2 separate regions of the Mus musculus genome follow, and region 1 is linked to region 2. The links are chromatin loops, found by intact Hi-C in ENCODE. Cell type or tissue: left cerebral cortex. All regions are shown on one strand. Each heading gives the region's core, and the rest is flanking DNA. Links, peaks and the distances in the headings are about the cores only.

Region 1 (2,933 bases), core at 213-2,712, 580 kb after region 2:
GTTCAATGATTCAAGTTATATTTATTCCTAGAGAACTGTATTCCACTTACTGATTGAATAATTGAGGTAATTGTTAGGACTCACCTAAGAATACAAGCTTCTATTACACAAAAAGAATACAGAAGTTGTGTGCTATTTTTATGTTTCATTTAATTTCATTCATGGGACCATTCAAAGTTATATTATATATGTACCATAAATATAGAGAAAAATTAAATTTTGGCTTAGGTAGGTTATATATGTTTAATTTCCAGAACAAAATTCAAAAATGGCCCAGGAGGTCAATAATTTAATATGCTACCTAAATTGACTTTTAAGATCAATCTTAGACCCAGGAACTTGTTTAAATATGGATTTTGTTTTTATCTTATAGTAGGTGATGATGACTTTCTTCATGACTTCAATTCTGTTTAACTAGTTTTAAATGATCTTCAAACTGATACCTATGTTTTTGTGTATTTAGATTATGTAGGAGCTACAACTGGATTTAAAGTTTAGGCAAATGTATTCGTTAAATTTTTCCATAAAACATTTTTTACTACAAGAAAGGGAGGAGACAGAAGGCATAATTGTAAAATTTGGCCAAAATAAAGATGGAAGAAAGCAATACAGAATGGAAGCTTACACAGAATACCAACTGCAGAGTCAATCCAAGCTACAGGACCAGTGCTGGGAAGATGACCCAAGTTTGGTTTCCAGAATGCACATGTGGCAGCTCACAGTGTCCCATAGCTCTACCTCCAGTGGATCCAAACCCATGTATGGCCTCCCTGGGCACTGCCCTCACATCTACAAACCCACACTGATAGATACATATGTACATCTTTAAAACAAAAGTTAAAAACTAAGAAATTATAATATGGTATAGAACACTGGATTTTTCTCAGAAGTGAGCTTCATGTTCTATCTAGGTACACTTCTCTTTTTTTTTTTTTTTTTTTTTAAGAGTTGTATTACTTGGGGTAAATATATCAAATAAACAAATCTCAATTTCATACTAACAAGTACAGTCAAGGACTTGATAAGGTTAGGTGCTGACTAAGGAAGAATTTCTGGAAGCAGACAGTAAAGGATATTCTATACCAGTCAATTAAATTATTGAGTTGTTATAGCTGTGTTCTTATCACTTCAATATTTTAGCATGTAGAAGGGCAAAGCTTTCATTGATCCTTGATTTGGACTATTATTTTTGAAGAATAAGATGTTACTCTTCATGTACACAACCCCATACTTCAAATTAGACTTTTGTCACATAATTGTCAACTTGACTGGGTTTAGAATGCCCATGGGCACATACTTCTAGATGTATCTATCAGGGTATTTCAGGTCCTAGATTGTTAAAATGGAGAACGAGAAATGAGCAGCAGCTTTCATCCCTGTCTGTTCCTAACTGTAGATTCAGCATGAGCGTGTTCCTCATGCTCTAGTCGTCATGCCTTCCTTTACATGCTGCTGTGTATCCTCCAAATATAAGATGAAACAAACCGTCCTTACATAAGCTTCTCTGTGTTAGGTTCAAAGCAATGAGAAAAGTACCTAAAACCATCAAGTTTCTCTCTCTCTCTTTCTCTCTCTCTCTCTCTCTCTCTCTCTCTCTCTCTCTCTCTCTCTCTCTCTCTCTCTCTCTCTCTCTCGCTCTCTCTCTCTCTCTCTCTCCCTCTCTCTCTCTCTCTCGGTGAAGGTCTGTCAAGATATTGACATTCTCTTTACAGCTGACTCAGATGCAGATAAATACACCCAACCAATGGACAGAAGCTGGAGAAACCCTGAGGTTCAATTAGGGACAACCTAGAAGAAGCTAAGGAGGAGGGTGATACCCGTAGGAAGACCAGCAGTCTCAACTAACCTGGACTCCTGATATCTCTCAGATACTGAGTCACCAACCAGGCAGCATACATAAGCTAGTCTCAGGCCCCCAACATATATACAGCAGAGGACTGTCTAGTTGGGCCTCAGTGAGAGAAGATGCACCTAACCCTGGAGAGACTTGAGGCCCCAGGGAGTAAGGAGGTCTGGTAGAGTAAGGACATCCTTTGAAGACTAGAGTGGAGGAATGGGATGAGGAGCTGTCAGAAGGAGGACCTTGAGAGGGATAATAACTGGATTGTAAAAAATAAAAAATAAAGATTAATTAATGAATTAATCAGTTATTTAGTAAGAATACCCTAAAATAGACATTTTGCGGTAGAATCACCACAGGTACCTTCTGCAGCTTTCTGGTACAGATACAGACAAATCCCTACTGTACTCCATATTTCCTCATCACTTACTGTGTTCTTGGGTATTAGAAACCTATACAAACTTTATCATTATTAGTCAGAAATAAATATCAAATTAGGTTCCTTAAAATCCAATATCTTTACTAGTGTAAGGAAAATAGAAGAAGTTTCCTATATTACCCAGTTTTTCTGTTTTCCTTTTCTTTGTTTGTTCAGGTCAACATTTAAATATTACATATATTTGAAGAACACAATACATTTGAAAGTCATGTGGCTTATAAGCTGTACAAGTGAACATAGTGTATGTAGTGCTTTATCTAAAAATTGGGGCTGGTGTTAACTTTTCTCAAATTTCGATCATCAAAGAGAAAAAAACTCTGTTATGTATCATGAAGTATGGGTCCTAAATATTATGAGTTATGTAGAGCGCACACAAAGTTTATATGAATACAACAGGTTAAAAATAGAACTCTATGTGACATTTAGTTTTAAAAAAAGTTTTCAAATCACTGACATTAGTCTGGCCTTGGTGGAAGGGGAATTTCCTAACCCTGTATAGACCTGATGCCCCAGAAAACAGGGATGCCCGGGATGAAGTGAGGGGAGTTGGGGATGGGTTGGGGTAGGTGGGGGGCACACTCTATCCTGTATAGACCTGACGCCCCAGAAAACAGGGATGCCCAGGGTGAAGTGAGGGGAGTTGGGGATGGGTGG
Region 2 (2,933 bases), core at 217-2,716:
ATTCTAATCACTCATTTCTTGTTATTGTAAGGTGAACTGTGCTCTTCAGAAAGAAATGCTGAAGTGCTACTTCCTGGTAGCTCACATTCTACTTTATTTAGGAATAGGGTTGTTACAAATGTAATTACATCAAATCAAGAACTGAGGCAACCTCTTGTTATAGAACTGAATGGACCATAAAAAAATTAAGCAATTAAATTCTAACTCTCTATGTGATGATTATTAGGAGAAAGTGCCTCTGGGTGATAATTAGGTCCTAATAATGGAACTTTCACAAAAGTGATTAGTGTCCTTGTAACAAGAGACATAAGAGATGATTTTTATCTCAATCCTATGAGAAAATAGACTGATACAAATCAGGAAGAGAGCAAGAGCCTTCAACATACACATTAGTTTTGCTCTTTACTGCATCTTTTTTTTGTCTATTGCATCATCCATAATTACTAAAAATAAATTATTGTAGTTGATATCAACATTTGTCATATTATCATATGGCATTTCAAATTCATTCTGCTCTTTACTATTGAAAATTCCTGTCATCCCAAATTGTGGAGAGCTGAGTTAGGAGGATCATCATGAGTTCAAAGCTAGGCTTTCAGAATATGTAAATCACATAATGGGACTGTGACTCAAATAATTAAAAATCAGAAGACATCATTCCAACATGTTTGTGTGTCCTTTTGAAGTTATAACAAGAAAACTTCTTTTGAGAATGTTACTCAATGACAGAAGGAAATGAGGAATTATGCAGTTGTAATTCAAGGTATGACAAGGTGGAGGGAGAAAATAGCTGGAAATTGTAGACACTGAAGCTTCTGCTCCAAGTTACCTCACCTGCTTATATCGAAACACGCAAATACAATTAGTGTTTGACATAAAAATGGTCATCACACTCCTTATTTCATTACAGATGTTTCTTCTAATTCAAGTGGTAGTTGAGTTTTCCAGCAGTGGTGGTCCTTAGCTTATGTTGCCATCCATGGCAAGTACACGAATGGCTTTTATTCTCAAAAAGTGAGTGAAATACAACTTTATTCTAAAGTCCCGTCTCTTCAAGCATCCAGTACAGTTGACATAAACAAGTTAAAATCATCCATTAAAAGTGAAAGAGTTGATCTAAATTTTGACCTAATCATGCAATTTCTAGGAATGTATCCCACAGGAAGTGAAGAACATATTCATAGATCTAGGTACAAAAATATTTTCATGTTACCAATTATAACATTATCCCAGATGGTGCTGCCCTGATTGTGGCAATGAGTAAGAGAGTTTCTGCTTTACAAAAATTGTGATTCACTCAAGGTCTACCTGATATAGATTACTTCTTAAAACAGTTTCCATGCAGCAACCGGATACTCATGGTTTGCATCTAACTAGTACCCTAAAGGCTCAAGTATGAAATGTGTGTTCCCTAGTTGGTAGCTCTGCTAAGATAGGTTGTGATACCTTGTAAGGTAGAGTCTCACTGGTATAAATAGGTCCATAATGCCATTCTTTTAAAGAATATTCAGCCCCTGGTACAAGACTCATTCTCTCCATCTTTAGTCTTCCACAGACTGACCAATACCTAACATATGTCTTGTTCTGAGGTGTTCTACCATGGTTGCCCAACATGATGGACTGAAAACCTTGAAAACTTTGAGCCAAGATACATCTTTAAAATTATTTCTATCCAGTGTTGTCTTCATAGTGTCACAAAAGTAACTAAAAATATGTCTTTCTTGAGCCTGAATGATGGCTCAATGGGAAAAGTACTCCTGATACAAAATGAGTACATAAACTTGGGTTCTTAGAATTTACAATAAGAATGATAGTGTAGCATTGTAATGTGTGTATCTGTGTGTGTGTGTGATCCCAGCTTTTCTATTGGCAGTTCAAGAGGTGCAGACAGGATTAGCTAACTTATAATATGAAGGGATGAACAAGAGATGCATGGCTCAAATAGCAAGATAGACTAGAACATGAACACTCAATGTTCACACACACACACACACACACACACACGCACACACATGCACACACACACATGCACACACATCTGAATACTCACATACTGTATTAGGCAGGGTTCTCTAGAGTCACAGAACTTATGGATAGTCTCTATATAATAAAGGAATTTATTGATGACTTACAGTCTGCAGCCTAGTTCTCAACAATGGTTCAGTAGTAGCTGTGAATGGAAGTCCAAGGATCTAGCAGTTACTCAGTCTCACACAGCAAGCAGGCGAAGGAGCAAGAGCAAGACACCCTTCTTCTAATGTTCTTATATTGTCTCCAGCAGAAGGTGTAGCCCAGATTAAAGGTGTGTTCCACCACACATTTAATTTCAGATGACCTTGAACTCAGAGATTTAATCTTCTGGAATCCATAGCCACTATGGCTCAAGATCTCCATACCAAGATCCAGATCAGAAACTTCTATCTCCAAGCCTCCAAATAAGGGTCACTAGTGAGCCTTCCAATTCTGGATTGTAGTTCATCCCAAATATAGTCAAGTTGACAACCAGGAATAGCCACTACACATACATACACAAAATTATCAGAAAAAAATCAAGCAACCAAGTAAAAACCTCTCTTTATACTTCTATTTATAAGATTTGATAGCAACACAGAACAAATACTTCTTTGGCTTATGTTATTCAGTCATAATTTTCTTTGTATGAATCACCTTACTTTTTAGTTAATAGAACGTAGTCTTTACCATTTTATAAAATGTTTTAACATCCTTTAACTTCCAGACTTGATAATATTGGTAAAATCTGTAGAGTTATGTTAATCCTGCAACATAGTTTCTAGGGCAAGGGATCACATCCAAAACAAACAAACAAACAACAACAACAACAACAACAACAACAACAACAACAACAAAAACCTACAAGGTCTGTGTGATCTGTGTGGGATACAGACATGCCTTTAATCCAAGGCAAAAGTAGC

What was found. A loop is a pair of places that touch in the nucleus more often than their neighbours do. Peaks named below come from ENCODE experiments on the same cell type or tissue, not always from the same donor. Only the 100,000 strongest peaks of a DNase experiment are listed, where the experiment ranks them.
Region 1: it touches region 2 in a loop (5-fold over the local background); 2 of 42 quality-filtered maps call a loop at or near these places.

Annotation. Positions count from the first base shown.
Region 1 is chr2:97,701,129-97,704,061 of GRCm38, reverse strand. No RefSeq gene overlaps it. Among named protein-coding and RNA genes, the nearest start is that of Gm22313, 460 kb to the right of the region's middle. In left cerebral cortex, for the core only: no CTCF peak of the experiment used is centred there; no DNase peak of the experiment used is centred there.
Region 2 is chr2:98,279,719-98,282,651 of GRCm38, reverse strand. No RefSeq gene overlaps it. Among named protein-coding and RNA genes, the nearest start is that of Gm33780, 430 kb to the left of the region's middle. In left cerebral cortex, for the core only: no CTCF peak of the experiment used is centred there; a DNase peak (open chromatin) is centred at 1,239.